Linked DNA regions of Homo sapiens: region 2 is linked to region 1. A link is an interaction called in ENCODE POLR2A ChIA-PET data of the cell type or tissue named here. Cell type or tissue: Caco-2. All regions are shown on one strand.

Region 1 (5,000 bases):
CAGAAATAAACAAGTTCACCTGCAATGTTTAACTAGTTTTATTTTCAGCTGACATTTTATCAAGCGCTTACTGTGTATTAGATTTGCAGATAAACCTTTATATAAATTATCATCTGAATCTTGTAATAACTCTAGGAGATAGGTACTATTATTTTGCTTCCCATTTTATAAATAAAACTGATGTTTGATTCAGGTGACAAGGCTAGGGTGGAACAGAACTGCGATGGAACCCAAGTCTTTATGACTCAAAAGCCAATTTGCCTAGACAATTATGCAATCTTGTTAATTTTTCAATTAACAATTCACAGGTTTTACTCTAGATTAGAGGTCAGCAAACTATGGTTTACTAGCCAAATCTGGTCTGCCCCTTGTTTTGTAAAGTTTTATTAGAACATATCCATACCAATCGTGTGGAAAAAAGCACACTCAAACTCAAAGTACTTTTTCTATTCTCTCACTCAACACCAAGAATTAACACAGAAGACTTCTGCAGCCAAATGTGTGGAGATTTTCCCCTACCAACAAGCAAGTAATGAATTCTGCAGCAGATACCAGGTAGGTATCCTCCAATTTAGTTCTGACACTATCTACCTAGAAATCAAATTCCACAAGTTGGGGCTCAGTACCGAAAGACTGCCCCCTACTTCTGATGCCAACAAGTCCTGGGTTATTTTTACCTGTGCTTTTAACTGATTGGTTATAAATTGGGGATCCCAAGACCCCCTCCTTGGATTTGATTAATTTGCTAGAGCAACTCACAGAACTGAAGGGAACCATTTACGTTTACCAGTTTACAGTAAAGGATATTGCCACAGGTACAGGTGAAGAGAGTCATGGGGTAGGCACGTTAGAAGAGGTGTTGCACTTCCCTGCCCTCTCCAGTGCACCACCCTCCAGGAAGCTCCATGTGTTCAGCTATCGGAAAGCTATTGTGTCCTTTGGGTTTTCACGGGACTTCATTACATAGGTATGATTAAACCATTGGCCATTAGTGATCAATTTAACCCACAGGTTGTAGGGAAGGGCTGAAAATCCTAAGCCCCTAATCCTGCCTTGGTCTTTCTGGTGACCAGCCCCCATCCTGAAGCTACCTAGGGGTTGCCAGCTACCAGTCAACTCATTAGCATCCAAAGACATCACTTTGGAGAGTAAGGATTTTAGGAGTCATACACCAGGAAAAAGGGTCAAAGACCAAACACGTATTTCACAATATCACACCCATTTAAATGACTATTGTCTATGCCTGTTTTTGTGCTACACTGTTACAACTGAATAGTTGAGACAGAGACAATCTAGCTGACAAACTCTATTAGTCTCTGCTCCTTTAAGGAAAAATCTGCTGACCCTGCTGTAGAAAATAACCTTATTACCAAGTTTTGAATTCATGGTGTCCTCATATACTTAACACTTTTGTTACTGTTATCAAATCAAAGGCACTATTTTTATTGTTCCTTTAGCCTTTTGTTACCCTGCAGATAGAAATCTTTGGCCATGGTTTAAAAAGAAAAGCCTCTAAACCCATCTCCCATGTGAAGTCTTCCCCATACTTATAGTCATACTCACTCCCATTTCTGAGCTCCCATCTCAATTATTATAATTACAGTATTTAGTGGAGTTTGATTCATATAGTCATTACTAGTTGTGATTCCCCTGAGATCTAGCAACTGCTTAACTCTGATAAGCATTTATTAAGTACCTTCTAAGTGTCAGTCAGTGTTCTAGACACTAGAAATACAAAAATAAAAATGGCATCTTTTGGTTCATATGTATTCTTTTTAATTAGGTATAAAAATAGAAAAGAAACTGAGCATGGAATTGTGCCTATGGTCCCTGCAATAATTGCATCAGAATCACTAGAAGTGCTTGGGCAACATTCCTATTGAATGTTGAAGCAGAATCTGCGGTGGTTAGGCCCAGGAATCTGTGCTCTTAATCAACACTTCAGATGATTCTTAAGCACAAAGGTTTCAGAAACACTATGTCAGTAGACAGGAAATACTGCTTCTAAATGTGCAAGTATTATGAGAGAGTAAGAACAAATCCCACATGATCTCTCTTAATACAAACCAATTTCTGTCAAAATGTAATGTTTTGCTGCTCATTTCTTCTTTCCAAAACTTACTAGACACGCTTAATCGAGAACTTTGACGTTGCTCTCATCTTTACTAATTTTACTTACATTGTGAACCCTGTACCTGGCACAGTTCTTGAAACATAGTTGATACCAATACTTTGTGTTGAACTGTTGAATATTCAGAGCAAAACCTTTTTAAGTTGTCCCTAGTATGTAGAAGTAGGAGTTTTTCCAATTTTAGACTGGAATGGTATGAGGATCATTTGAGAACAAGGAAGATAACACACCCAGGCAAATGTTTGGTCAACCTACACCTTGTTTCTCTCCTTCTAGAAATGCTTCCTTCTAGCTCTCAAGCCCACTACCCTGTGGGGAATATCAATCTCGCTCCTCAAGGCTAAGCTAGATCAAGCAAAGCCAAGCAGACTAGTGGAAAAGGTCAGGCATTATAGGATCCATCTTCATCATAGGTAATCTATTTCTAGAGGCTGTAGTCAAGAGAATGCCCTAGAATACATGTTTAAAAGGATTACCTACCTCTGAAGATAATAGACCACTTGCTTATATATGTCTACCACGAGAGTCTTATAACAATGGACTCTTGCTATACCTGACACAGATCTACCCCTCCCACTAGAACTCTGAATTATTTTGCTGGAGGCTACAACATTCTGAGTAGTTTGTTGGGAGTTGACAGGAGGTGGGGATAACCCACCCAGTACAAGCTTAGCAGAGCTGAGCCGCTGCAGCAAGTTGGGCTAGCCTTTGATACAGACTGGTTGGACAGGTTCTGGATCTACAGAAGAACCGGTTTTACTGGCCTGTTGTGCCAACATATTCTGGTTTGATTCCATGTTCCACAGACGGTAGAAACCTGCCCAGCCAGTTAAATGAAAGGCATATTAGGTTATCCATTGCACTCAGTATATAGCTTAGATGCAGCAGAACTCTTCCACATAGCAGTAGTGTCTAGCAAACCAGTGTGGTCCAGAGAGGTGGTGTTCACTGATTTAATGTTTAAGTTGATAGATTCAGGGAAAGTGAGCAGTGAAACAATTTCTGCTTTTCACCAAGAGCAGAGGTTTTCTAAATAAGTCGAAGGGTAAGTATATTTTTAAAATTTCTCAGTTTCCTATGCATTTTGGAAAGTTAAATTAAGAAATGATGTTTAAAAAGATAATCAATTTTTAACATAGTAATACCTGCATTATACCTTTTCTGTAAAGCTAGATATTGTTTTATAACACTTGCGTTATGTTCATTGATTGTTTGCATAAAGGTTATTTGGTATATAATATTCTCTTACTATGCTTTTCTGTAAGTTGTGCATGGCTATAGTCATTTTAAAAGCTGGACTGAATAATTTTGCCAAATAAATTTCACATATTAATGATTTACATTAAGCCATCTACTTCCTTCATAATGTAACTATTATGTTTTATAGGCTGTTGCTATATGGTAACAATTTTATATGGTAAATCTAATTGTGGATAAATAATAATTGCCCTTTTAAGGCCAAAAAAAGCATTGGCCGGCTGGTGATCCTAAGTACATTCATTAGAGGAACAATTCACAGTAAAAATTGAGGAGTGTGAAAAACAAAGACCGTGGAATCTGGTAACTGATTAACTATTGGAGCTCAAAAGCACTTGCTGAGCTGAATAGAAAGGAATGAAGACAGGTTTTGTCATGCCTATTAGGTCTGAAAAACTTTTTAGGTTAAAGAATACCTGGATCTTCCTTTCATTTATATTAAAAATCTTCCTTTTATCTCTCTCTTTACGTAATCCAATTAATTTATTTTAGTAGTTTGTATCATGTAAAATGAAAGTTACCAATCCCTTTAGATTTATGTTGGCATACCATCCTACCCCTTTATTTACTGATATTAGATTGAATTGAAGCACATGTCTTCTAGGGCATTTAATTTAACATAACAGCTGACATATGATTTTATCTGGGAATTTAAAATTTTTTTAACATATTATACTGAATGCTTTCCTGTCATCTTAGTAGGACTTTGCTTTGAGCTGAGCAAGACTGATGCATCCTTTTCATTGTCCCTAGGGTTCCCACTTTGTCACTATGTTCAAACTCAAAGGCTATAAAATTATTTTCTAACTCAAAGGCTATAATATTAGTTTCCTTAGGATGTTGACAAAGAATAAATTTAAAAGTGTGAATAAATGTTCAGATGAGATTTCATTTTTTGCAGGGAAAACCCTTGGATGCTTCATAGTCCTACTTCTAGGCAGTTCTGCATGAATTTCTGGTAATCCAGGTAAACTGCTGAAAAGCTATGTAATGTTGTATCTGCAAAAGCAATGTGCTGATTCAGCAAGCCAATATTAATTTTATTCAGCACAAATTGTATTTTGACAAGTTTTTGGTAATATGGATCAAAACTTTTAATTGGCTGAATTTTTCTGAATTTACTACATGAAACCTAGTTTTCAGGTAATATATATATACCAATAGAGCACATTGTTAGTATTTCTGGTGAATATATTGCATATGATAATTTAAAAAATTTAAACCACACCGTGTTTAAAACATAGGGCTTACTGTTTAAAGATAAATTTAATTTGGGATTCTAATTTATTTATTGAGCATTTTTTATGTTTATGGTTTTGAAGAAAGCTATTTAAGAACTAGATATACATTTATATAAAATCCATGGGTAAAATTTCAAGCTTAACTCTGTATTTTGGGAGAGGATTTTACAATTTTCATTTAATGGAATTTTCATTTTCAAATATATGTAAGTCCTATTAGATATTACTTTCATGTATTTTCCATAAATTTAGTCCTTTAAAATATTGATACATTGCGATATTTTTGTTAAAACTGAGGATATATAAATTTGTCAATCAAATTAGGAGTGTGTATGTATTTTATACAGACCAACATACTTCAGCGCCTAGTC
Region 2 (5,000 bases), 270 kb after region 1:
AATTTTTCCATGCACTGGGGGTGGGGGGATGGCTTCGGGATGAAACTGTTCCACCTGAGATCATTGGGCATTAAATTCTTAAAAGGAGTGTGCAACCTAGATCCCTCGAGTGCACAGTTCACAATAGGCTTGGCGCTCCTGTGAGAATCTGATGCCCCGCTGATCTCACAGTAGGCAGAGCCCAGGCAGTAATGCTTGCTTGCCCGCCACTTGCCTGCTACTGTGTGGCCCCCATTCCTAATAGGCCGTAAGACCCCAGTACTGTCCATGGCCTGGGGCTTGGGGACCCCTGCCTTATGCCATAAACCCTTTATTTGGAGGCCGTCAATTTAGCTGTACCCAATCCCCATTCAGCTTCCAGTGAAGAGAATAAACATGGGTAGCCAAGGAGAAGCAGGCATTTTTTTCAGCAGGCTTCCAGAAAGGAATCTGAGGTAATTCGGATAGACAAGGAAGAGGCATCAGTCTTTGTTTCCATAAACCACTATTGAGTGTGGGCCACAGTTAACCTGAAAAACTCCTAGAAAATAAGGATTCACAAAGCCCCATCAATCCGATTTTGCTATAGATAATTGCATGCAGTTTCTGAGCTGTCAAAATCCACTCCTGCTGAAGGCCCTTCAGAACAGAGGAAGGTCATGCTGGACACCAAGGGGGAGACTCCAGGGAGCGTTTTACTGGCGTCCTCCCTAGGAGGGCAGCCCTCTGAAGGGTCCGGTAAACACCAGCTTGGATGTGAGGACCCCCGCCTGAGCCCCTGCTGGTTCTAATGAAGTTAGCTCCGTTCTCTCCTGACTGTGGAGGAAGGGACAGGAGTGTGTCCCTCCAGCAAGGTTCGGTTCTCCCTCGCCTTCTTCAAATCCCACAGAGCTAGGCACAGAGGGTCCTTGTCTTGTGTTCGAAGGAAAAATAAATGCGTATCTGGCTTAGAAAGTCTTCAGCAGGTAAAGGCATTCTTCCAAAGCACCAGTGAGCCCTCACAGTGACTGGGGAGGAAGCGAGACGGCTCCAGCACAGGCCATTGTCAGGCTCGGGGCCCCGTCAGACCAAGTCTCAGGAACGAGTTCTGCTCAGCCTCTGTCTAAGGAGGTAACTCTGGCCCCCTGCACCACACACTTGCTCACCCATGTAAGCCCTGAAGTGTTCGTAGCCCTGTACCTCCTGTGTTCGGGTGTGAGACTGAAAGGTGCTATGTGTGAGCACATGTGTACACACACACACACACACACACACACACACACACACGTTCATTGTGCTGTGATACCAGCCCCAGCCCCGCCGGTCTATGTGTGGTCAGCTTGTCCACTTGGCTGTTGGGGTCTCTGTCCGGGTCCTCCTGGAGCCAAGCCTGGCCCTCTGATTGCGAGCCTGTCTGTCTCCTGGTTCCCGCTGGGCTCTTTTCCTGGGGCCGGACTTTGCTGGGAGGAATTCTTCCTATGCCTCACCGAGTCCCAGTTCTGTCCTGTCCTGTTGGGCTCTGGGAAGGTGCATGTAGGAAGCCCCTCAGGCCCCCTGCCATGGCCTGCCTGCTCCCTCTGTTAGAGGTACTCTCTTCTCCTCTCCCAATTAAAACCTTGGCTCTCCCTGGCTCCCCCATGTACTCCACACCTGGTTTGGCCTCCAGGTGTGGACACACTCCACAGTATCCTTAAACCATGGGACCAGGTGCTGCATTCCCAGCCACCCTCCTTGCCCGGCTCAGGGAAGCCCTTTGCAGAGAACGCCTGGATTTGATTCCTTGGAGCCTGACGCCCATTCAGAACATAGGTAAGTTGGCCGCAAACTCCTTGGACTTAGATGCATAGGGCGCATTTCTGTCTAGGGTGAAGCTGGCCCTTTTATTTCTAGTGGTTTTCCCTTTCCAATATTCCCTTCCCACCCATATCCTGTCCTGGCTGGGCCCCCACTTTTCTTCCCCACCCCCTCCATGAGTATCCAATGTGTTCTGTAGCAAGATCAAAGCGGTTTATCTCATCAGCCACACAAAACCTTTTCGGATCCTGATTTTTTTTTTTCAACCAGTACCCAGTACCTGCTTCTCCTGGTTCTACCCTTCTGCGTATTCCATTGTGTGCCCCTACAGCAGCAGGGCAGGGCCCCTCCCTCTGGGACGAGGCCAAGTATGAATTAGAATGCAGCACTGCCACTGAGCCAGCGACCCTGGGCTGGCCGCCTGATGTCCTGATACCCTAAGGCTGTCCAGGGACCCTGGGCTGGCCGCCTGATGTCCTGATACCCTAAGGCTGTCCAGGGACCCTGGGCATGTACCTTCATGGCGGCCAGGTGTGCTGTGTCTGCTGCTGTGTTCTGACCTTCCCTCTAGACCCTTTGTCAAAAGAGTTTGAACTTGTTCCCAGGGGGTATCACTGGATCTTCAAGTAGGGACTGACATGAGGGAAAGAGTGTTTTTCAAGATTAGCAGGACAGCAGTGGGCAGGGTAGACTGGGAGATCTTTGGGGATGAATTTCTGGCCAGCTATTAAATCCTAGCAGCAGTTCCTGTCAGCTCTAAATAGCCCCATATACCAAGATAACCTCACACCTTGATTTTTCAGGATTTGGCAAGTCTGATGAGAGCCCTTGAAACAAAAGTAAACTCAGGCAAGCCAAGAGCCTTTTGTATTCTCTGTAAACATTTAGAGAGTCGCTTTCTTGACCCGCCTATGAAAATGTAGAAACAGACCTTATTTGAACAAGCTGATTGGCAACTCTAGTGTATTGATTTTAATTTGGTTTTTGCCTGATTCATCAGCTGGAGACTTTAAAACATAGCCAGATTCAAAACCAGTTTCTTGGCCGGGCGTGGTGGCTCACACCAGTAATCCCAACACTTTGGGAGGCCGAGGCGGGCCAATTGCCTGAAGCCAGGAGTTCGAGACCAGCCTGGCCAACACGGTGAAACCCTGTCTCTACTAAAAATACAAAAATTAGTCGGGTATTGTGGCGGGTCCCTGTAATCCCAGCTACTCAGGGGGCTGAGGCAGGAGAATCGCTTGAACCCAGGAAGCAGAGGTTGCAGTGAGCCGAGATCGCGCCACTGCACTCCACCCTGGGAGACAGAGACTCCGTCTAAAAAAATAAAGAAAAAACGGTTTCTTCCCATTGTGTCTAATTTAAAAAAATCTAACCATCCCTCCTTTTCTTAAAGATAATCCTGTCTTCCTTCCTTTACAAGAAAAATCCCAGTGACTCCCCCACCCCAGGGATTTTGAATTCCTTTGGTCTGTATTCTGGATATGGATCTGGCTTTCAGCGTGTTAGTTGAGGCTCGGGGAGGAGGTTTTCCTTCCAAGCCAGCTGTGTGCCCAGTGCTCAGAGGTATGGATGGCATCAGGCTGACTGGTCAAGACCAAATGCTCCTCCAGTCACCCCAGCCTGGTGACCTGGCCCGGCCAGTATGCCACTGTAGTGTCAGACTCTGTGGCTCTCCTCTTGGAGTTCCTCCAGGGTCTAACAAGCAGCTGCTGCCAGGTGAGCAGTAAGGGCCATGCTTACTTTCATCGGCACTTTTGCTGCTGGACAAAGCTTTAGATCCGTGGACAACAAAACAAAGCATGTGTCTAATGGATGTGTCCTCAGGCTGAAGGGAAGGCCGTTTTGCTTTAAGGGTCTGTGTATCTTCTGTTAAGAGGTAGCAGCTGACTTTTTTTTCTTCATCTGTGAACACGTGTACTAGGGTGAAACAGTTTTGTTTTGTTTTTGTTTTTATTTTTGTTTTTTGTTTTTTGAGACGGAGTCTCGCTCTGTTGCCCAGGCTGGAGTGCAGTGGCGCAATCTTGGCTCACTGCAAGCTCCGCCTCCCGGGTTCAGGCCATTCTCCTGCCTCAGCCTTCTGAGTAGCTGGGACTACAGGCGCCCGCCACCACGCCCGGCTAATTTTTTTTTTAATTTTTAGTAGAGACTGGGTTTCGCCGTGTTAGCCAGGATGGTCTCGATCTCCTGACCTCGTGATCCACCCGCCTCAGCCTCCCAAAGTGCTAGGATTACAGGCATGAGCCACCGCGCCTGGCCAACAGTTTGTTTTTTTTAAGTGAGCGCAGTCTGATTGGACTTCTGCTGGAGGAGCATCTGGAATCTTGGCATTGAAGTTTGCCAACTCACGAACAATGTTATCATCACTTATCTGATGAATGTGAGGAGCAGGCTGATGGTGCTGTGGCAGTCAACAGCTTAAGATGCTGCTAGGGAAATGAAGGAAATAACAATAGGGTGATGGAGGGGCATTTTCCTTTAAGAGAGCCTAGTATTTGAAAACCAGCATTTCACAAATGACATACACATGATAGTACAATTCTTGGGCTTATGTGTTTACTTATTTATTTGTAGAGACAGGGTCTCACTCTGTCACCCAGGCTAGAGTGCAGTAATGCGATCATAACTCATTGCAACCTCGACTTCCTGTGTTCAAGCGTGCCTCAGCCTCCTGAGTAGCTGAGACTGCCGGTGCATGCCACTAAGCGCAGCTGATTTTAATTCTTGGGTTTATATATAGTTTTTCATTTTAGGGCTCCTTTAAGTAGTAGGCTTCCATAGTCAAACAGTTACAAACTACAGATTTGTACCCTACTTTTTAGGACACCTTTTCTGCATGAGCTGAACACCATTTCAAGAGCAAAAGATTATGTCTGTGGTGGGGGGATGGAGGGATGCAAGAAGCAGGGGATGGAGGCTTCCGCCCAGAAAGTCAGAGATTCTGTAACAAAAAAGGGATTTTCTAGTTGCCTCAAGGGCCAACCCTGCTTTCTAGGCTAATATGCCCCAAGCCTTTTCTTGCTGGGTCCTGATTGGGCTCCTTGAGGCTTGGTGACTAAGTCGGTAAAGGAGGCTAGAACATGTAGGTTCCCAGAGTCTATAAGGTTGAAGTGGGACTTCTTGCTGTCCAGCCCTGACTCCTTACCCATAACCTCCTTGTCCTGGGGCATTGGGAAGCTGAGGAGGATTTCTGGACTCTGTTGACCAGACTGGGAATGCATGTATTAAAGAAAGCGGCCCTAGGCCAG

What was found. Peaks named below come from ENCODE experiments on the same cell type or tissue, not always from the same donor. Only the 100,000 strongest peaks of a DNase experiment are listed, where the experiment ranks them.
Region 2: POLR2A ChIA-PET joins it to region 1 with 5 read pairs; 2 of 35 experiments call an interaction of 5 or more read pairs at or near these places.

Annotation. Positions count from the first base shown.
Region 1 is chr18:22,911,131-22,916,130 of GRCh38, forward strand. All of the region lies in intron 2 of RBBP8-AS1 (RBBP8 antisense RNA 1), which reads right to left. It also overlaps a transcript of RBBP8 not described here. Among named protein-coding and RNA genes, the nearest start is that of RBBP8, 20 kb to the right of the region's middle. RefSeq lists an enhancer at 3,388-3,995. In Caco-2, no CTCF peak of the experiment used is centred here; a DNase peak (open chromatin) is centred at 2,871.
Region 2 is chr18:23,176,210-23,181,209 of GRCh38, forward strand. The region is part of intron 1 of CABLES1 (Cdk5 and Abl enzyme substrate 1); the gene reads left to right. Among named protein-coding and RNA genes, the nearest start is that of CABLES1, 43 kb to the left of the region's middle. RefSeq lists a silencer at 4,428-4,477. In Caco-2, no CTCF peak of the experiment used is centred here; no DNase peak of the experiment used is centred here.